Regions from separate parts of the Mus musculus genome. Here region 1 is linked to region 2. The links are chromatin loops, found by intact Hi-C in ENCODE. Cell type or tissue: left cerebral cortex. All regions are shown on one strand. Links, peaks and the distances in the headings refer to the core of each region. The heading gives the core; the rest is flanking DNA.

Region 1 (10,553 bases), core at 742-8,741, 80 kb after region 2:
CCTGCCTCTGCCTCCCAAGTGCTGGGATCAAAGGTGTGCGCCACCACTACCTGGCAAAAAAATTTTAATGTCTATGAGTATTTTGCCTCCGTGTATGTGTGTGCACCACACGTGTGTCTGGTGTCTGAGGAGGTTAGAAGAGAGTGTCACATCCCCTAGAACTGGAGTTACACACAGTTGTGAGCTGCCATGTGGGTTCTGAGAACCAAACCCAGGTCTTCCCCAAGCGCAACAATTGCTCTTAACTGAGTCATCTCTTCAGCCCTACGCTTCCTCTTTAATAAATACATAACTAACTAACTAAATAACTAGCTAAAAATAGCAGTTGCACAGAAGGACCCTCTGAGATGGAGACATGCAGACACCTGCATGGTTAACTCAGAATTTGAAACTAGTGTGAACAGTTGCAGGAGAGCATACTGAGGCACTGAGGGAAGTGGCCTGAGAGTGACAGGCAGGAGTAGAGAGCAGGGTGCCTGGCATTGTGGGGTCTGCTGCCATCAACACTGGGCGGGCAGTACTTTGGGGCAAACAGCCTGGCCGGGACCCCAGCTTGCTACCTGGGAGTTAAAACCTTCAGGGTTACAGCAGGTTGTTTTAGATGCTGTGAAACACTGGTGGCATCAAGGGAGAATGGCCTAGTCAGGTATTATCTTCATTTTCTAGAGCTGGAGGGAGGATGTTACATACCTGAGCCCATATCCTCATAGGGTCCATTCATTCTCACCTCCAGCACTGGACCTTTGGGGCTACCTTTGTGCTTTCAGTAACCACACACACACACACACACACACACACACACACACACACACACACACACACACACACGTGTTCTGTCTTCATGCATACCAGAAGAGGAAATCAAATCCTGTCACAGATGGTTGTGAGCCATGATGTGGTTGCTGGGAATTGAACTCAGGACATGTATGCTCTTAACCACAAGCCTTCTCTTCAGCCCCCCTCTGTGGCTTTTATTGAGATGAGGTCTCTGTAGTCCAGGCTGTCTGTGTGTCTGCCACCAGCCCTGGGTTCTCAGTAATGCTTGCTAACCCACTCACCCAGCTTCCTGGGAGAGGACTGTGAGTTAGCATACGTGCTTCATTGATGAGGCGCTCCATCTCCAAAGACGTGCTCCTTAACCCGCTCTGCAAGTCTGTTAAGGTCTTGGACAAGTGCCATTTTATTTATGAAATCCACACCCAAGTCCCTGCACAAAGTAGGCCTTCTCCCTCCCTGGCCCTTTAGTGTGTGTTTGTAGTTCTTGTAACACAGGCTTTGCATTCTTTCTGTCCAGACCCTAAAAGCTTCCAGGCCAGTGAGGTGGGAATTTTCTTCTCTCGCTCTGCAGAGCCAGAGTGGAGGCAGCTTCTCTCTGTCCACAGGCCCTAACCCTGTCATGTCTTCCCTGCCGTGCTTCGGGACACCAAAGTCGGCACACAGCCCTTGAAAACATGAAAATTGTCTGTGCCCTAGGCTTAGTACGGTCCAGAGTCTCGTGTGTAGCTTGATCCTGTTTAGGGTGAGTTTGTGACCAAGGCATGCAGGCAGGGTCAGGTGTCCGCGTGCTGTGATCTTGCTGCTGGACTCAGCTACCTCCTCCTGTCTGATAGAACACCTAATAGACTAGGTGTTTGCCCGACTTTGAACTTTTAAGCTACGTTCATGTACACAGCAGGCTGTTGCACATTTCATGAGGGTACTTTGACCACCTTGCTCACCCAAGCTCACTTTCTTGTTGAACATTAAATGTGCATTCATAAGGGGGAAACGGAGGGACTCGAGTTTTCTCTTTGATGAAGAGTCCTTGGCCACACGCCAGGCCAATAAAGTGAAAGATCCAGACCGAATTCCCGCCTTCTCGTTCTCCGCGGCCTTCCTGGCATATTGAACTGGCACCCGTTTTTGTTTTTATTTTCGTCTTAATTAGTCATGCTACTGAAAGCAGGCACGCAGCCGTGATCTGCCGAGGGTGTGGAAGGGTGCTCCTGGCTCAGCGATTGGAGGGAAATGGTTGCTGTATGTGTCAGCCTTCCCTGGGAGGACACGGGGGTGGGGGAGGGTAACCCCCTTCTTGGTGTTTCCAGAGCCAAGCTAGAAACTGTAACCTAGGGCTTCGGTGGCAGCTGTGTCTAAATTTGGCGGCTTGGTTACCGCTTTGGGGAGGGGATGCCCTGAGCTTGCCCACACAGGCAGAGCTTTCTCTCCCCCCTTCCTTACCACGTGCTTTACAGAAGAGGGGGTGGGGGGAGCTTTTATCTGGGTGTAATGTGAATTGGAAGCATTGGGGTTATCGTTTTCTTGGGCATTGGGTACAATGGGAATGCTTATACAGGGACACTGTAGCTGGGATCCTAGAGAAACCATTTCAGACAGAGTGGACGGTAGAGACATTCACAACTAACAGGATCTTCCCTGAAACTTGGGTTAGTGAAGTCCCTTATGGCCACTGTTCCCGGGACTGGCCTCATCCAGATATGTGTGCAACCAGTCCTTCATCCCAGGTAGCCATGTGTCACTCGGTGTGCCCTTCAGAAGGACACAGAACTTGCAGCTGACGGCAAACTATGGCTGCAGAGCTAACCTACCAGGAGTGCAAGCCAGCATCCTGTGTCTGCTATGATCAATACTCTCTTGGCACTGTCTCTTGGCCTGTCTGTTTTTCTCTCTGTCTTTCTTGGTTTGTAAGGAGAGCAGAGTGCTAACGTGCTCCTGTGGTAAGAAAAACTATGTAACCCAGCAGAAGGTGGCGGACACCGCTGTTCTATGCACCAGCGTTGTGTGTCGGGATCCCACCTGGGTGCTGGTGGGGACAAGAGGCTCAGGAGAAAGAGGAGTTCCCAGAATTTGGGTTTTAGACAGGTGCAGGTAGGGTGCCAATGGGAGGGAACCTGCTGTTCTGTACCCGAGTCTACAGGGGACTTTTCAGAGGAGTAGAGAGAGGAGGAGAGGCTGTGCCAGAAGGAAGTCATGAAGGGAGGTGTATCTTCCATTACTACTGTCTACTTAAGTGACAGATGGGTGATCCATATGAGTCCTGGATAGCTGGCAGCTTTTCGGAGCAGTAATCTTACATTTTTCTGAGCAATCAACCTGAGGGTTAACGCCACCTGGGTGTTAAGGAAGCCGTTAAACGGGCAGTGGCAAGACCTTTGTTCCCGCTCTTTTCTCCCCCTTTTTTATGGCTGGTTCTGTTTGCAGTTCTTTGGGGCTGGGGGCAGGGCAGGCCTATCACCCTAACAGACTTGGCATCCTTTATGGAACATGAGGAAACCATTGTGCAAGAAGCCCTAGCTCTGAATTCACCGGTCTGGCCCTAGGTAGCCCTGCATGATTGGGGGGCGGGGTTCTGCCATGCTCATTTACATACCCGGAAGTCAGCAGTTGTGCAGTTACTTGATCAAGTGTCAGAGCCGGGCTGTAAGCCCAATCTTTCCTACGTTTAGGGCTCCTTTACCAGGAAGCCTCTGTCCCCTTAGATAGAAAGCAGGCAGAGTGTCCTGCTTTCTGCCTCTGGTGCCGCCTGCAGTGTCCTTTGCATCCTCCTCCTGTTTGTCCTTCTGGGCTCAGTCTTCTATGCACCCTGATTGCTCTTTCTGAAGAGTCGGCTTTCCTTACCAGGGCTACAGCCGTTATGGTTTTCAAAATCTGCTCAGAACCTCTAGGTTAGGGAGTGTGGCTCAGTGAGGAGTGCTTGCCTAGTATGCTCTAGCATCTCCAGCACTGATGGTAGTATGGGGGCACAGGAGACCTACTGTGTTTCCAAGGCTATCTCATGTGTCACTTAGCTGTGAGATGATTCTAGACTTGTGGCTACCTATGAGGCCACTATGGTAAGAGCTTGCTCCCCTGTGCTGGGAGCCCACATGTGAGATCTGGGGTGAAATCCTCCACTTCTTGAGAACTGGACATTTCTGGACACTGGACTTTCACTGACCCCTACAGGACTATGTTCTCACTGCAGCAAACACAGAAAGCCAGGAGCTGACAGAGTCTGCTGTAAGCAGGCTCTGGCCTGTAAGCAGGGAGGACCCCATTGTTCTCCAGTGTCCTGGCTGTGCTGGATACCATCCATACACTTCAAACTTCAGGCCACTGCCACCCCAAGTGACATTGAATCATTCTGAACTTTGTGTGGCTTATGTACTTTATCTGTCTGCTATAGGCCTTGGGAAGTCTGCTCAATTAGTCTCCCCTTCTTTACATATTATGTAAAGAACCTAGGGAAAAACTTTCTTTTTTTAATGCCAGAAATAAGCCACAGAGTCACGATGTTCACTTGACCATCTCTGCTTTCTAACTGTTTAAAGCGTCAGGAGCCGTAGGGTGTAGCTCCTTTTCAGTGTCCTGGACTCCATCAGAAACACTCACTGCCTCTGGGGCCTGGTGGCCTCTCCTGCTTCCCTCAGTACCCAGATTAGACTTAGAGGTCTCCGTTCCAGTTTGTTCTCAGAAAATAGCTGGGCTACCTAACAGTGCCAAGTGTTGTTGTTGTTAGGTTCTGGGGAAAGTGATCTAAAGAGAGACAGGAGGTGTGAATAGGAGGCCAATACTTGAGGGGTACAGCTGTAAAGAGACAGTGACCCCACTTAGTGCAGCCAGAAAAGACTGGAAATTCTCCGCCAACTGCCTGGGACCAACAGCTTCTGGGAGGGACAGGTCAACAGGAGAGCCTGCTAAGCCCAATTCCCAGACGAAGTAAGTGTGTGTGTATGTGTTTTGCATCAGTTCTAGATGCCTCTGAGCTAGGAAGCCTACCTAAGATGACAGGCCCTTCTATGTAAAGGAATACTGAAGGCTTACATGTAAGGGGGATGTGGTGTCTTAGGTTGGCTCGCAGTGCCCCCTAGTGGTAGTCAAGAGCACTACACCTGTAAGGGTGGGCCGGCAGCCAGGAGCTTCTCACTAGGCCAGTAGTTCAGGGGTCACCCAAGACCATCAGAAACACAGATAATATTTACATTAATAGTCGTCACAGTAGCAAAATAACAGTTATGAAGTAGCAACAAAAGTCATTTTATGCTTGGGTCACCACAGCATGAGAAACCGTTAATAGGATTGCATCATTGGGAAGGTTGAAAACCACTGTTCTAGGAGAAGCATTTTAAAACTGTCTAGGTGTGTACTTGTAAATCCAAACTTCATCTGTCTGGGGTTCCCTGGGCCTGGCTATAGAATTGGGGACTGGACAATGCTTGGCTTAGAAGGCTCCTGACTGGTTCCAGTGGGTGGGAAAACCACCTCTCCTTCCTTTGTGTTTTAGAAACAGGGTTACAGTGTAGCCCAGGCTAGCCTAAAAACATCTGCTCTTTCTATCTCAGGCTCTTATGTGCCGGGGTGACAGTTGTGGATTACAACAACCAACTCTAGAAACTTTGACTTCTATCATATTTACCCACGGCTCACCAGAGTTGGTGCTGTCTGTCCTTCCACCACATGGGGTCCCAGGGGTTGAACTCAGGTTGTCAGATTTGGCAGCAAGCACCTTTATTCTCTGAGGTGCCTCCCAGGTCCCAAACTACACCAGTCTTGTAGATGGAATTCTGGTGGCCATGTTAGTGTCCATTTAAACACAGCATCAGTAAAAACACTGAAGGGGTGGCTATAGGGTGACTCTGGCACATCTCTCTCAGAAAACCTGGGCTCGCTTTGTGAGAAGACTTGAATACTATTGGGCATTATTTGGCTTAACGATATTTTCAACAGAAATACTTATTTCTCTTCTACAGTACTGAATACAGCTGACAGGGTTGAAAGGTAAGAATGGGGCCTAGAGAGATGGCTCAGTGGTTAAGAGTGCTCTGTTGCTCTTGCAGAGGAGCTTGGCTTGGTTCTCAGCATTCACATGCTGTTCACAACTGTCCATTACTCCAGACCCGGGGGATCTGGTGCCCTCTTCTGGCCTCTGAAGGCAATGCATGCATGCATGTTGTGCACAGGCATACACTCAGGCACAAACACATATACACAAAATAAAAATAAATAAATCTTAAAAAGAAAAGAGACCTGACCTTACTCTTGACAATACCATCGAGAGAATTAAAATTGGAACTGGGCTGGGGTGCCGCTCAGGGTGCTTCCCTCGTGTGGAAGTCACTTTGTTGGGCGTGCACATTGTTGGGCGTGGAGAACTGTAGATGTACCAGGGTTCACTAGAGACCGCTCTTTCTGGGGGCGGTAATTTATTTCCTTCCCGCAGCACTGATTTGTTATGAAGGTGGTGGGCAGCGGGGGCGGGGGTGGTGGCAGCTGCGGTGGTGGTTGAAACAGTGTTCTCCTGCACAGACCACTCTGGACTGGACCTCATATCAGTCCTCCTCGGTCAGAGTCACAGGTGCTAGGATTACAGGCATTAACACCACTGTCCTTGGCTTTTTCTAGTTATTTTAAACACTGGAGTGATGGCTCAGCAGTGAAGAGTACTGGCCTCTTTTCGGGAGGTCTGGCCTTTGATTCCTAGCACCCACATGGTGGCTTACAACCTTTGTAACTCCAGTTCTGGTGGATTGGAGCCCTCTTCTGGCCTCCTTGGGTACTGCATGTACATGGTGCACTGGCTTACATGCAGGCAAAATGCCCATACATGTCAAATAAAAGCAAAGCTTAAAAAAAAAGCCACTATTCTGAGCATGTACTCATTAAGTTTGTTTATGCCTTGAGTTCATCTTGAAACCTGCTTCTCTTTAGTCACCTGTCACCAATAGAATTTGTTCTTAATAGTATTTTTTGTTTTAATTTTTGAGATATTTAATGAAGGTGAAGCTATTTGGTAAGAGGCATTTTCTCTTTTAAAATTTTTTAAGAGTCATTTTCAATGACTTGTCTAGGTAAAAGCAAGAGGCTGTTGTATTTGAGAGACAGTTTACACTGGCGACTTCACTTTTCTGAATTGCCAGTGTGATTTAAAATTGGCCCCTAGAGGGAGATGTTGTATTGAAATTTTACATCCTGTTTGAAGAGCGGTTTTATGTCGTTTTTTCCAAATTTCACAAATTTGTATTAAACCCCTTTCAACGGTGCACAAAATGATCCCGTGTTAGTTAAAAGAAGTACTTAGAACTGGTACTGTTTTGCAGGGAACAAAAATTAAGACATAGGTCAATGATATACTTTATGGAACATTTTTGACAGAGTACATTTTAAAACGAGTCAGTTTAAGCAATCCCACATCGCAGAAATAGCCTGATACGCTAGGGTCTTTCCTTGGAAGGGCGTGCTATAGAAGGAACTTGACAGACGATTTACATTTACCTGGCCCAAACTTAGGACCACTTGAAATTTGACTCTATCCCTTCCCCTATGGCTCAGGTCAAGGTGTCCTGCCAATCTAAATTCAACCTCCAGGGGCCAGGGGAAAGTGGAAGGAAAGGCGGCAGAGTTGTCATCTGACACCCCACTCTCCATCCCACTACTAGACAGAGAGACACACACTAGTAAGAAATTTGATTCTTTCTCCTACATTTGGATAACAGGTGTGCCCCTGTTTAAAGACTCCAACTCACACGTTGAAGACCTATTGTGTGTTCGTTGGACTTTATGCATAGTCTGGCAGGTGAGAGCTATACAAAGCTCCTAAGTCTTGCCTTAGAGCTAAGTGCAGGATGGACCTCAAGAACATGGCCTGGACCACTTAGTCCTTCCTTGGTCAGGGTTCCTAGAGGAGAGCTCCCACCAGGTCTTCAACTTTGCATCCTAAAGAAGTCAGTCTTAAGTGGTTTTCCTTTATCATCAATGCAAGGGTATTGTTGTGGTTGTTTTTGTTGTGTTGGTTGTGGTGTCTGTGTGTGTGTATATGTGTGTGTATTTTGAGAGGTTTCTCTGTGTAGCCCTGGCTGTCCTGGAACTCACTATATAGATCAGGTTGGCCTCGAACTCAGAGATCAGCCTGCCTCTGCCTCCTGAGTGCTGGGATTAAAGGTATGTGTCACATGCCTGGCACAAGGTTTTAACTTAAAACTCTATGTAGCACTGTGGCTGTGGCTGACATTCTTGAGGCCCTGGTCCCATCCTGGGCACCACATGATTTCCGTCTTACAATGGCATTGTGGGTATTAAGATAGGTCAAGGGTGAAAGCGCCTTGGCCCATGCTGTGTCTTGGATGGTTGTTTGTACTCTGCTGAGGAATGTGTAGAGGATGTGAACATTCGGAGATGCCTGTAAGCCTGAGTTCTCACACATCCAGCTGTTCAGTTGATGAAGGACACCAGCTCATTTCCTAAAATCTTTTTTGGATTTTTTTTGCTTTTGTTGTTCACGCATCAGTTTAGACTGATTTTAATTGCATGAATGGTGATGGGGAACCGCCTTTAGACAGAAACCATTGTCTAAAAGTGGAACCACTGTGAAATTTAAAGAGAACAGTTGACTGGACTGGAGGCGGGGACCTGATAGCTCAGTGGGGGCTGTGTGTTCCCAGTCTTCCCAAACTTGATACAATGTTCCCTTCTCCGAAAGGCTCAAGTAGGAACATTTGATTCTAATAAGTATCTGAAAGTGCTATCAGGCCCCCGGCTTTTAAGCTGCTCGTGGGTTTGGCTGATGTAGACTAACTCAGTAGTCAGCTTTCTGGCAGGCAGAATGATTGAGTGGTTAGCCTGGGCTTGTGTCTGTGGTGACGGCGCCATCTCTGTTCCACCAGGAGGCTGAGCCATAACCAATATTTGTAGAGTACCTATTGTATGCTGTGGTGAGACTTATACTGACTACAGCTGGGCCTTGGTTTTCGTCTTTTCCACATGTAGTTTACTTTGGTCATCTGATACTAGTATGTGACATAATCTGTGACTAGCAAGAACACACACACACACACACACACACACACACACACACACACACACACATCCCATATAGACATTCACCTCTGCAGCTCTGAACGTTCATAGCTCCCTGTCAACTTTGTGTTTTAAGTCAGGTGCTTCCATCGTGGTCCTTTGAAGGTCTTGTTAATTGCTTAGAATTGTACTGCCTTTAGTTACTAAGCTTTAAAGACACTGCAGTTGGATGTGGTGGCCCACGGTTGTAGTCTTTTTTTTTTTCTTTCCATTTTTTATTAGGTATTTAGCTCATTTACATTTCCAATGCTATACCAAAAGTCCCCCATACCCACCCACCCCCACTCCCCTACCCACCCACTCCCCCTTTTTGGCCCTGGCGTTCCCCTGTTCTGGGGCATATAAAGTTTGTGTGTCCAATGGGCCTCTCTTTCCAGTGATGGCCGACTAGGCCATCTTTTGATACATATGCAGCTAGAGTCAAGAGCTCCGGGGTACTGGTTAGTTCATAATGTTGATCCACCTATAGGGTTGCAGATCCCTTTAGCTCCTTGGGTACTTTCTCTAGCTCCTCCATTGGGAGCCCTGTGATCCATCCATTAGCTGACTGTGGGGGTTGTAGTCTTGATATCAGCAATGCAGAGGCAGGTGAATCATGAGTTTAAGCCAACCTTGACTATAAAGCGAGACCCAGTCTTAAAAACAAAATCACCATCACCAACAAGATGCATAGGAGCTGAAGGGACAACAGAGTGGTTTGTAACACGTTCTGCTCTTACGGAGGATCCTAGTTCCGTTCCCAGCTGCCACATTGGGCAGCTCATCGCTGTCTGTAACTCTAGCTCCAGGGGTTCCAAGAACTCTTCTGGACTCTGTAGGTACCTGCGTCACATGCACAGCCTCCACTCTATACACATAATTAAAAATAAAAATAGCTCTTTAAAAAAAGGACATATATCTTCCCAGGGATTATTATCTTGCCTTTTCACTTTAAAGTGGAGAGCTTCCTCCTTCACCTTCATTGCATCAGGAAAACACCCCTCGTGGGTTGATGAGCATTGTGGAGAAATATGAAAACAGCCAGCCATTTAAAGCTGAGCGTGTCTGAGCAGGCATGGTGGCACACAGCTTTAATCCCTGCACTGGATGGGCAGAGGCAGGCGGATCTCTGTGAGTCTGAGGTCAGTCACATCTACATAGTGAGTTCCAGGACAGCCAGGGCTTTAAAGTGAGACCCCATCTTTGGGGGGGGGGGGGACACGGAAGCTGAGCATGTCTGCGTCTGACTTTGGGGGGAGTTTGTTCTTTCCGTTTACCACATAGGTCCCTGGGATTGAGCTTGGTGTCCCCTTGCCTACAAACCATCATATTTGATGTTGAGTCATGGAGGAGAAGTTGCTAAGCGTTTTGTGTGTACCCCTCCATCTGTAGGGGATTGCTTCAATCTTAAAATAAGTGACTGTAATGAAGTCTTGGGAAGGTGTGACAGAGCTGACAGTAGCCCAGAGAGGTCTTGGAACTTGTGGCAGTTCCTCTCCCTCGGATTCCGACTGCTAGAATTACAGGCTGGTGCCACTCTGCCAGGCTGCAGCAGAGTCACTTAGAGCAGGTCTTTTCCTTTCTTCCATGATGCTGATGAAGCTCAGCACTGCTCTGGATTTGAACTTGGAACATTTTTAAAGTTTCCATGATTGGTCACAACCTCCCAGATGAGTTTGGAAAACAGATTTTTAAAAAGTATTTTTTTTTTTTTGTACATTTTTTTTTTCCAATGTCTGTGTGTC
Region 2 (10,553 bases), core at 1,479-9,478:
TGCTGCGGATGCCTCGGCATCTTCAGCTTGCTAGGGTTTGCAGACCTGTGCTGTAACCCACTAGGATTCATTTAGCTCTTGGCCAGACTTCCTGGGGACATGACTAGGGCCATCAGTGCTTTTCCTTGCTGGGGCTCTCCTGAGAGTTGGCATGATTAGCGTGATGGAGGTGGGTAGGAGAGAGAGCAGCTTATTATAGTGTTCATGGATCTGTGGAGTGGTTTCCAGGATGTGCGGCAGGCTAAAGACTGGAGACCCAGGAAAGAGGTGGTGCCGCAGCCTTGAGCCAAGAGCAGATTACCTTCCTCAAGGGACCTTGTGCCTTTCTCTTGTATTTCAGCTGGTACAGGAGCCTTCCTTGCTATGATGAGGGTAATCAGCTCTGTTTATATTCACCTGATCAAAATGTTAATCACACCTTTAAAGTGACCGAGTGTCTGAGCACTGCAGTTTAATCAAAGTACATAGAATGGCCACCACACCCCTGTGTCTTCTCAGTACAGAAAGAGCACTAATTTCTCCCTCCTAGGATGTGGTTTTACTTTTTCCTACTGCTTTGGCCAGTGGGAGGGAGCTCAGAGCCGCTGCTTACCCTTCTATAGTGGCAGCTCTCACGTGCCTCTGGAGTTTGCTCACTGGAACACTCCTAGTGCCAGTCATCAGGTCAGGCATATCTGCCCGGGCCCCACCTGGCTCTGTGAAGCTGCCCTGAAGCTAGAGTTCAGAGTTCTCCCGGCTCAGGGCCAGAGTTGGGCCTGCATCTCCTGATTAGTAGATTCAGGTGGCTAGCTGTCCATGCCTGAGAGCATCTCTCAGAGGGCACTGGACAGCAAGTAAGAGGATATGTAGCCCTGGCTGGCCCGGAACTTACTGTGTAGACCAGGATGGCCCTGAGCTTCGATGACGTGTGTGTGGTCACACGTGACTTTGTGGAGTTTGGTTCTCTCCCACCTGACATGGGTCCTGGGTGCAGAGCTCTGGTGGCCAGGCTGCTGAACCATCTTGCGTGCCCTGAAGCTGTTCTTTGCTATGATGCTAAAACCCAAACTCTGGTGGAAAAATACTGTGAGCAAGCTTCCGAGGGGGCCATTGTTCCAGGCAGCTGCACTCCCACATAGCTTCCATGTTTTTATATTTTTAATTCTATGAAGCAAACTGCACTGCATTGGGGAACTAGTCTGGTCTTGGCAGTAGGGTTAACTTTTGAATGAGTGGTCTCTAGGCAATACATAGTTTTATTTATGTCTTTGTCCTTGAGCAGCTTAAGAAATGGAACTTTCTGAGCAGCTCAGTCATATGTAACAACTAATGACAACTAAGTTATGTCGATAACTAATTACTAATTCAGTTACTAATTCACTCACCTTCTGTGTAAGACTGGCCTTTGTCATCGGTGGGTCCCTAGAGCCATTTGTGAAGCGCAGCATTGCATAGAAGAGGCCCCCAGAGCGGGGGACAAATTCAGATCGAGTTGTCTCGTGCACCATCACACAGCATTCAGAGTGGGTGGGAGCCTGAGTTTTGGGTTGGATCTGGGCACGTTGGCTGCAGGCTTATGACAAGTAGGACACTGCAAACGTTGCAAGTCAGAAACTGACCCACCAAAGAGGTGCTGGAGAGGTGGCCCACTGGTTAAGAGCTGCTCTTGCAGAAGCCCTGGATCCCTTTCCCAGCACCCACATGGTGGCTCGAAACTGTCTGTAACTAATTCCAGGGGATCTGACACCTAATTCTGGGCTCTAGGCACACACATGGTGCACATACATGCATTCATTCAAAACACCAATGCATAAAATAAAATAACGTTTTAAAAATGTTTTAGAGACTTCTTTTCTCATGTAGAAGTAGAATATTCTAGAATCAGGGCTGTCCTTTTTGAAGGAACGTATAATTCTGACCATGTAAATACTCAGTTTCCCATGCCACCTGGGGCAGGTGTGGTGCTTACATCAGAGGAAGGAAAGCCTTATTTAATTACAAATGTGAGCATAGGAGTCCTGCATGAGACTCTTGTTTGTGTGGTTTCTAAATAGAAGCCATGTGTCCGACTAGCTGTGTCTAGACTTCAGAGCCCTTGCAAAGACGTCATCTCTCTCTCTCTTTTTCCCAGATAGATAAAAGCCCAGAAGGACAGTTCACTCAGCTAATGACACTGCCCAGAACCCTACAGCAGCAAATCAATCACATCATGGACCCTCCTGGGAGAAACAGAGACGTGGAAGAGACTCTGCTGCAGGTGGCTCAGGACCCCGACTGTGGAGATGTGGTGCGACTAGGTGTGTCCACGAGTCTGGGGTTGAGCAAGGGCTGGCTGAGGGTGAAAGCAGCCTTTGTGTCATTCAGACGCATTGTTTCTTCCTTCTTGCCTAATGAGATCAAGAGAGAGATTGCGTCTGCGGAGAAGAAAAGCATGAACAATTCGGGGTTTTCCAAATCTCAGTGTTCACTTGCTTGAAGCAAGCAGTGGGAAAACTACCCACTGGCTGCAGCACAGCTGCCTCTGGTTTCAGGAACACAACTTCTAGATGTTATTTGAAAGATGTGTCTGTCCTTTGTGGAGGTCTGAGAAGGAAAGAGACTGAGAGTACTTTCTTGGCTTCGCTGACATCTTCAGCTTCTCTCTGACTGGTCCCAGGCTGTGCCCAGCCAGCTACCCTCTCTGAGGGCCCTCAGACTGAGTTTCTCTGCACTCACTCCAGGGCCTCCTTAATGTTTATCAAAAGATCCAAACCCAAGTGGAGCTGCAGACTTGTAATCTCAGCACTCAGGAGGCTAGGGCAGAAGGTTCGCCTCAGGTTCAAAACCAGCCTGGGCTACATAGTGAGTTCAGGGCCAACCAAGGTTAATTAGCAAGGCGAGGCTCTGTCTCTAAAAACAACTGAAAGATCACAACCTTAAAACTTGAGAGACCCACTTCTCTCTTAAGTAGCAAAGGACAGTAGGGAAGGCATAATTAGGAAACTGAAATGACCCTGTCTCTCAAACAAATTCATTCTCCCTTTGTCTCTCAGTAAAATATTTGTTGATTAGAAATGCAGTTTGCAGTAAGGAATTTGGCGGTGGCTCCACCCTCCCTCTCCGGAACCTGCACCAAGTTTCTTGAGAATCCCAGGCACCAGCTCCCCTAGGCCAGGCCAGGCCTTTGGCGGGTTGCTGCCACCCTGAGATGATGGGAGACTTGGGCCCTGTATCTTAGAATAAAAATTCTCATTTCCTTTTACTATGGGCACCTCGAGATAAAAAACAAAGATCTCTTCACATTTTCTGCATCTTAGAACTGTGAACTAGAAGGCATGGGCAGCTTTAAATTCCTAAGATGACCTTCGAGGGTCACCTCCCACCCCCCTTGTTTAAAGGTGGCCAAGTTGTACAGCAGCCTCGGCCTCTGCGGGTGCTCACACAGCTGGGCCTGTGCACAGCTGGCCTCCCAACAGGGCCGGCAATCCCCCGCTGGTTCTGGAAATGACTAGCTGGAAATGATATTTAGTATCGGAGTTTTAAGACCTCTAAGATGACCAGCCTGTGTCCAGCTTCTGTTATCCTTTTTGCTTTTGTGTTTTGCAGCGATCTCATCAATCGTCAGACCTTCCAGCATCAGGCAGAGCACTAAAGGCCTTTTTACTGCTGGTAAGACCTTTGGGAACAGGCACCTGGGGTAGCAAAGGACAGTAGGGAAGACATAATGCTGGACAGAATGGCCTCAGTGCTGCCGGTTGAAATACAGAGCTTTGCATTTGCATCTCCCTTGTACTGGTGCAGTTCTAACCCATACACCCCGTCATTGTAGTTCTCTTAGATAGTCATGACTGCAGTGTGACCTGAACTCCTGGGTCACCACCCGAGGTGCTGGCAGGAGGCTTGGGCTCTCCTCTCAGTTCCTAAATAACTCCTTCCTGTGTGGGGTTTTGCTCTCATGTTTCTGTATTGAAGTCACCCCTCGCAAAGCACTGCAAAAACAGGGGAGTGCCCTGCTCCGTTCACGGACACCTGCTGCCTTCTCTTGGTGAGATGTTTCTGTTTCCCCTGCTGTCTCCTGAATCGTGGGGTTAGGTTACCGTTCTTCTGTTCCTCACTTTAGTTGCCAGCTCCCCGTGGGCAATCGAAGGCCATGTTTGAGCCACAGTTATGCTCGCCCCTCGGCCACTGGGTGCCAGGCCCGCCCGCCCATGGCCTCCCTCCTGCCTGAGTTCTCCTTTCCTACGTGCAGCTTGGGCCGAGTCGTTATTGAAAGTTGAACCCTGAGTCGAGGCAGATGATGTGTGTTTCCTCCCCTGCCCTGCGGGTCCGTGGCTATGCCCTGCACTCTCTTGGTGCACAGCTTACAGATTCAAAGTCATCCTTGTCTTCATAGCAGAGCGCTGTCTGAGAGAGGTGGAGGGGAGGGAGGAGAAAGAAGGGGGAGGGGAGAGAAGACAGATTCTTGAAATAATTACTTCAATTATTCTCACTTTCAGGACTACTGTTGAAGTTCAAAGCTATTCTGATCCTTAGTCCATGTGTGTGTTCGGGAGCTCCTTGACTCTTCCTTCTCCCTGGGGCTCTGGAGTCCCATCATTGGCATGCTGTGCTGGGCCCTTTGATCTCTTTCAGGGGAACTCAGAGTATCCCTTCTTTTCCCACTGTGAAGTCCTTTATCCAGATGTGGGTGCTCCTAGGCCAGGGGTTGCTGTCCTTGTGTCTCCCATGTGACCTCTGCTCTCTGGGAGGTTTGGCAGCCTCTGTGAGTCTGGGGTACTGGGTGTCACACAGGCTATGCAGGCGCTTTCTCACCCTAGTTACTTTCCCAGCCTCCGTTCCTCTGTTCTTTATGTCCAGCAAATTCATCAAGTATAGCCTTAGATATTGCCAGATTACCCACCAAAGTAGCTGTGTTGATGAGTAAGGTGTGGGAAGCCTTCTCTCTCCTCACTCTCTGCAGCTCTTGGTGTCATCACATAAAATGCTTGCTGTAGCTCTTTGCTCCTAGCATTGAGCATCTGGCTGCCCTGTGCTGGTTGCTCAGGCGTTGGCCATCCCGCCGCCTGAGCTGGTAAGGAAGACTGACACGTACATGGTCAGGAGATGGCGCAGGGGTAGCTCCCAAACAGAGTGACTTCTCACCCTACGCCTGTTCCTTGGGTGTGAGACTGCCCTGGAGCTGGTGTGGCCACACTCGAGGCTCACAGCCCAGTGCATGTCCCTCGGAGCATCTGTTCCCTGGATGCAGTGATGCCCCCGAGTCTGGAAGGCTCTGGCCAGGTTTCAGCAGCACTAAACACTTACGTCAGCTGCAGAAAAGGTCTCCCACAACTCTGCACGTAACTTGGTGTCTCTGACTAAGGTAGTCATGTGTTCTGAGCTCCTGCTGGTGGACTCGGGCGAAGCTGACATGGGTGACATGGTTTGCTAGAGCGAATCAGGCTGGTGACTTGTGCTGTGCCTGTGGCTGGTTGAGATGGGTTTCTGGGCTACAAGGGATGTTTGATGCTTTCAGTTGCAATAATGGTGTTGTTTGGCGTTTTTAATCTTGTTCTTTCAGAGGGACATGCTAAAATATTTATGGATGAAATAATATGATCCCTGGGATTTGCTTTACAATAGACAACAGAAGATAGTGGATTCTGGGTGTTTCTGAGCTGACATGGTGAGACTCAGTAAAGTAGGGCTGTATCAGTATGCTGTTGTCCTAACAGCATTTTTATATTTTTATGTAAGTTGGCATCATATATCCCTGGCCCAGCCGCAAACTTGCTACGTAGATAAGAATGGTCTGGAACTCTCAGCCCTCTGGCCCCCACCTTCCATGTGCTGGGATGACAGGCATGGACCACCACACCTGGTTTTAGCACTGATCAGATCCATGGCTCCTCACTTGGAAGGCAAGTGCTCTGACTGAGCCACCACCAGCCCTCATTGGTTGTTTGCGACACTATCCTGCTATGCAGTACAGGGCGGTCCTCCTACCTTAGCCTCTGAGTGCTGGGATCTGTCTGTTAGTACAGTTTGTGCATGAGTATGTTTTAGCATTTTTGTGACTTGGGGTGGGTGGGAGATTTTAGAAAATCCAAACTGTTTTTCTTCATTGGCCCGTTTTGCTCAATGAAAAGCTTTACTGCTCCATACACTGTGGGCTTAACTAAACTGTTTGTCACTTAAAACCTTGGGACCCTTTGGGTCCAAACAACCGAGAAACTGAAGGACTCCATTCCATGATGTGCCTGATTTTAATAAAAGTTATCTTTAGTTATGGTAATGTCTTACCAAAGAAGAACAGCCTCTGTGTGTAAAAAATGAATAACAATACAGTCATGAGCCGCACCAAAGTAGACCTAAAATTGCTTTTCCTATTTGAATAGTGACAATTATTAGCCAGGAGTGAAAACAAACAAACAAAAATCATTGTGAATCCCTGCACCACCTCCTGATAACCTCCACCCTGAGATAGGCCCTGGGCATCTCCCCACTGAGTTCTGCCATTCGCCAGCAGAGGGCAGTGTTAGCAGAACCTGCCACCCAGGTTCCCTCCGGGCCAGGACTGCCCTGCATCCCCTGAGCAGTGACTTGCTTCACTTCTCAGGGCCCCACATTGTACAGGGGGAGAAAGGGCACAGGCAGCGGCAACAGTAGGCAACGATGACCCTGCTGCAGTTCTGTGGGTCTTCTGGCCTTGTGCCTGGCCTCTCTGTGTATGTGGTAGCCTGTGAGATCTGTAACCCGCCCTGCAGATTTTCTTGGGAAACATGTTCGGTGCGCTGTGTTTGTGAGCAGCATGGCCCTCTGTCTTAATAGCTTTCCCTTGCAGTTTGTCAGATACGCTCATGGTCTAGCTTGAAGTCTTAGAAATACTCTGTTCCTTTTCTCTGGAAGTTTCTTCGTTAGGAGCTGGTCTCCATCTCGCATACCCTGTTGCTAGCAGAGCAGCAAGATTCTCCTCAAGTTTCCTAGTTCATCAGGAACTAGCGTCAGCACGGAGCCCCTGAAGAAAGTAGTTTGCCACTGAGGGTAGCCAGTCTCTGCCAACAAAAGACCAGCAGAGCCAACTGTCTTTGTCTAAGCAGCAGCCCTTTACAGAGTCTCTGTGCCTGGCTCGAGCCTGCTGCAGCAGTTTGAGTGAGCGGGTGTGAGGACAGGTAGGTAGGAAATTGGAGTCAGTGATCAGCCTGAGAGATAGGCCAGAGCCGCACAAAGGTCGGCCCCAAAGCTGCATTCAGCATTCAAAGACTGCTGAGCCTCCCTGAGGCCAGAGGGAGGCTACTGAGGATGCAGGAAGAGGGAGGGGACTGTTACCAGAGAGACCAGCAGATAGGGATAGAGCCAGCTAGCCATCTGAAGGAGCCTTGCGCAAGCCCAGGCCAGGGCAGCAAGGGAAGAGAGTGCATGGGGCACAGGAGAAGAAGGAGGCAGGAGGCAGATGCAAACCCCAGAGACTGGGGTGCCACCCTCTGAGGTGCGGGAAGCCGATTAGTCTAATTCTCCCTCCTGTCTTTATGGTCAATCAGAGTTAAATCTCCCAACTTCAAAAGACTCCGCTGAATTAACAGGACACGTTTAGTCTTATCCCTAAGAGATATCCCAGCATGCCTCGCTGCTCCTCATCCCATTCCTGAAACACAGTGGAGCCAATCGTTATTTTCATCTTACATCATCTTTCTGATGATGTGTTTATCACTTAAGGTTGAACACCCTCCCTCCTCCTCCTCCTTCTCTTTCTCTCTCTCTCTCTCTCTCTCTCTCTCTCTCTTTCTCCTTCCCTCCCTCCCTCCCTCCCTCCCTCCCTCCCTCCCTCCCCCCTTTCCTGCTTCCCTCCTCTATTCTGATTGGGTATCTGTAGCTGAGGCTGCTGTGACCTCAGTTGTCTGGCTTTGCTCTCTGGGTTCTAGGGTTGTAGGTGTCCACTGCCACACCCAGCCATGTCTAACCTGTCAAATTAAGCTGTAGCTCTGCCTCGGATGAGCCTTTCCCTGTACACAGGTCAGTTGGAGGCTCACTGCAAGTGTTCAGAGGCTCACTGACTTTGTCTTCATAGGTGTGGATATAGAATTGTGTCAGGCCCCACCTTAGAGTGTGTGCTGGAGAAGTTGGCCCACTGATGGCCCCTTCTTCTTGATGCTTTTTCTTCCTGAATTGCTTTAGACGGTTTCTCTTCCTCCTTTCTCTTGCCTTCCCCCTTCCATCCTCAGAGCTCAGGCTGTTCCTGGACCCCACTCCTGTTTGATGTGGTAATGTGAACAGCTCCTGCCCTGGCGTGCCACTCTGGCTCCTCCACAGAGCCTCCACAGGGGGCTTTCCCACCTGCCCCCGGTGCTTCACAGACTTTGCTGTCCTTTGAAGAACACTGTTTCAATTTTATGAAATTGTTGGCTGAAATATTTTAAGCCTTTGGTGAAATTAATTGTTCTTACCTTGAGCAAACCTCAGCTCTTGAGAAAACCTGGTGGGATCGAGCACGTTCAGAGTGGTGTGGCTATGGACGGAGCCCATGGAAATCTAACCTCAGGGCCCCTCTGCATGGAAGTGCACATAAGCAGTCATTTCCTAGTGTTCTTTGTGGCACAGTCCCCTACTGCAGGCTTTCTGACCGCTGAAGGAGGAATTGTGTTCGGTCAAGGGAGGCATCTAGTGCTCTAAGCAGCTGAAGATGGCACCCAGGGCCACTCAGCCATGGTCAGTATTTACCTGACAATCTCAGAGGAGCTTGTCACTAAGCTATGGCAAGAGGAGTTGGTCGGTCTCCAGCCGTGACTCAGCAGCCTGGGCTTGCTGTGCTGAGTCCTGCATGTGTGACTGCCTGGCTTCTGCTCGGCCTTCTGGTTGGTTCTGCTGAAATTCGAAACAGCACCTTATGTAATGATCTTCCAGCCTTAGTGCTCAGGTGGGTGAGTCTGACCAGAGTCATTGCTTCAGGGAGAAAATTAAGAGGGGTGGAGGCAGTGAAAACTTGGAGTTTCTCAACGAGATCATGTCAAGCTGAGAACACGAATCCAGACACATCTGCTAATGGTTTTGGGAACCCTGCCTTTCTCCCTGTCACTGCCTGCAGTAGCCACAGATTCCAAGCAGGTGAGGCAGCTTCCAGTTAACAGGGCCAGGTAGTTTAAAAGATCACTACCCAGTTAATCCTCCCATCTTGTCAACATGGTCACCAAGCCACAGCCAGGAGCATACACTTCCAACCCAGAGCACAAAGAGAAGAAGGCTTCAGCTCCTCAGGCCACACCCTAAAGCACCAGCTGAGAATACTAGCACCCAGTTTATCCCTTGGTACGCGTTTCCCATAAGCCTCAGAGAGCCTCTTCTCTGGGATTTTGTAGTTGGGATAAAGTCAGAGGCCTATAAGAACCAATCTTCACTCTGCCACTTCAGAAGACTCAGCTAAGCATCTCCTGTGTGCTGCTGGGTACCAGGTACTGCATGAGGTGAAAGGAACGCTGGGTGAATAGAACAAGGGCCCTGTCCTGGGGAGCTGTCAGTCTAGGCAGAGACAGGAGAATCAGCTACAAGTGCAGAACAGAGGGGTAAATGCTATTCAAGAGGCGAGCACCAGGCAAGAGAGCAGCCTGGCATGTGTCGTTGGAACTGCATCTGCTCTAGGCAGACAGGTGGCGTGCGTGGGACACAGAGCAGCAGTGACTGGGATGCTCCTGCTGTCGAGAGGGAGCACCAGAAGGCTCCTCCCTTCTAAAAGACCTGGGAAGCCCAGTGGCTGCCAGAACCCCTTTCAACCCCAGGAATCCTGGTCAGACACAGAATGGTGCTGCACAGCAGGGGCCCAGCTCAGAGTCTCTGCGGCCTCTAATGGCCTTCGGCTCCCAGGTCCTCTCAAAACGCCCCAGTCAGCCCACTGTAGCCCGAACCCAAAGACAAGCCTCTGGGACGGTAGCTGCGTGTCCACCGAACAGGACTCACTCCTCATCCACGCTTCTTTTTTCTTGCAGGTATGAAGAAGTCTGTGATTTATAGTTCACGGAAACTGAACAAAATGTGGAAAGGGTGGATGAGAAAAGCGTCCTGACTTGACTGATGTTGTGTTACGTGTAGATTATGAATAAATGGCTCCATGCTTTTTTAAGAGTTGCTTGTCACTCTGACTGGCTGCTTGAAATCGAGGAGACCAAGGTTTGAGTCATGCTTGGTAAGGTTTGGTTTGTTTCTGGGTCTTTATTAGACAGAGTCTCACTTTACAGCCTGGCTGGCCTCAAATTCACAGAGATCCTCCTGCCTCTGCCTCCTGAATCTGGGATTAAAAGGTGTGTGCCACGATGCTTGGCTATGGTTGATTTTTTTTTTTTTTTAATTCACTGTCAGACACTAACTCAGGTGCTACCCAAGCACATGAGAGGACTTTGGACCCCAAGAAAAGGCTTCTAGGTACAGAGCTGTGAGTGCATTTTGTGATCCATGCTGAACAAAAGGTTCTGACTTTGAGGACACACTGAGTTGGACATGACAGGTGCTGCTACTGTGCGTTTGAACTTGTAGCCTGTAAAGTCTACAGGGTACATAAGCTGGGCTCTCTTCTAGTGCCCCAGTCCCCATTCACTTGGTGGGATTTTGGTTTTGGTTTTTGTCTTTTC

The links. Hi-C counts contacts between places; a loop is a spot of excess contacts. Peaks named below come from ENCODE experiments on the same cell type or tissue, not always from the same donor. Only the 100,000 strongest peaks of a DNase experiment are listed, where the experiment ranks them.
Region 1: a loop joins it to region 2, with 7 times the contacts of the local background. A loop is called at or near these places in 34 of 42 quality-filtered maps.

What each region holds. Positions count from the first base shown.
Region 1 is chr6:114,922,930-114,933,482 of GRCm38, reverse strand. It overlaps a transcript of Vgll4 not described here. Among named protein-coding and RNA genes, the nearest start is that of Vgll4, 6.4 kb to the right of the region's middle. In left cerebral cortex, for the core only: CTCF peaks have their summits at 3,952 (motif pointing left), 4,855 (motif pointing left), 5,899 (motif pointing left), 6,889 and 1 weaker place; DNase peaks (open chromatin) are centred at 3,924, 4,845, 6,518, 6,907 and 1 more place; H3K4me3 peaks cover 431 bases; H3K27ac peaks cover 1,729 bases.
Region 2 is chr6:115,003,881-115,014,433 of GRCm38, reverse strand. Tamm41 (TAM41 mitochondrial translocator assembly and maintenance homolog) reads left to right here. Exons shown (of 8, transcript NM_026894.1): 6 at 2,111-2,276; 7 at 3,565-3,627; 8 at 9,915-10,053. The coding sequence ends at 9,991. Among named protein-coding and RNA genes, the nearest start is that of Tamm41, 29 kb to the left of the region's middle. In left cerebral cortex, for the core only: a CTCF peak has its summit at 6,454 (motif pointing right); DNase peaks (open chromatin) are centred at 6,468 and 8,759; H3K27ac peaks cover 1,559 bases.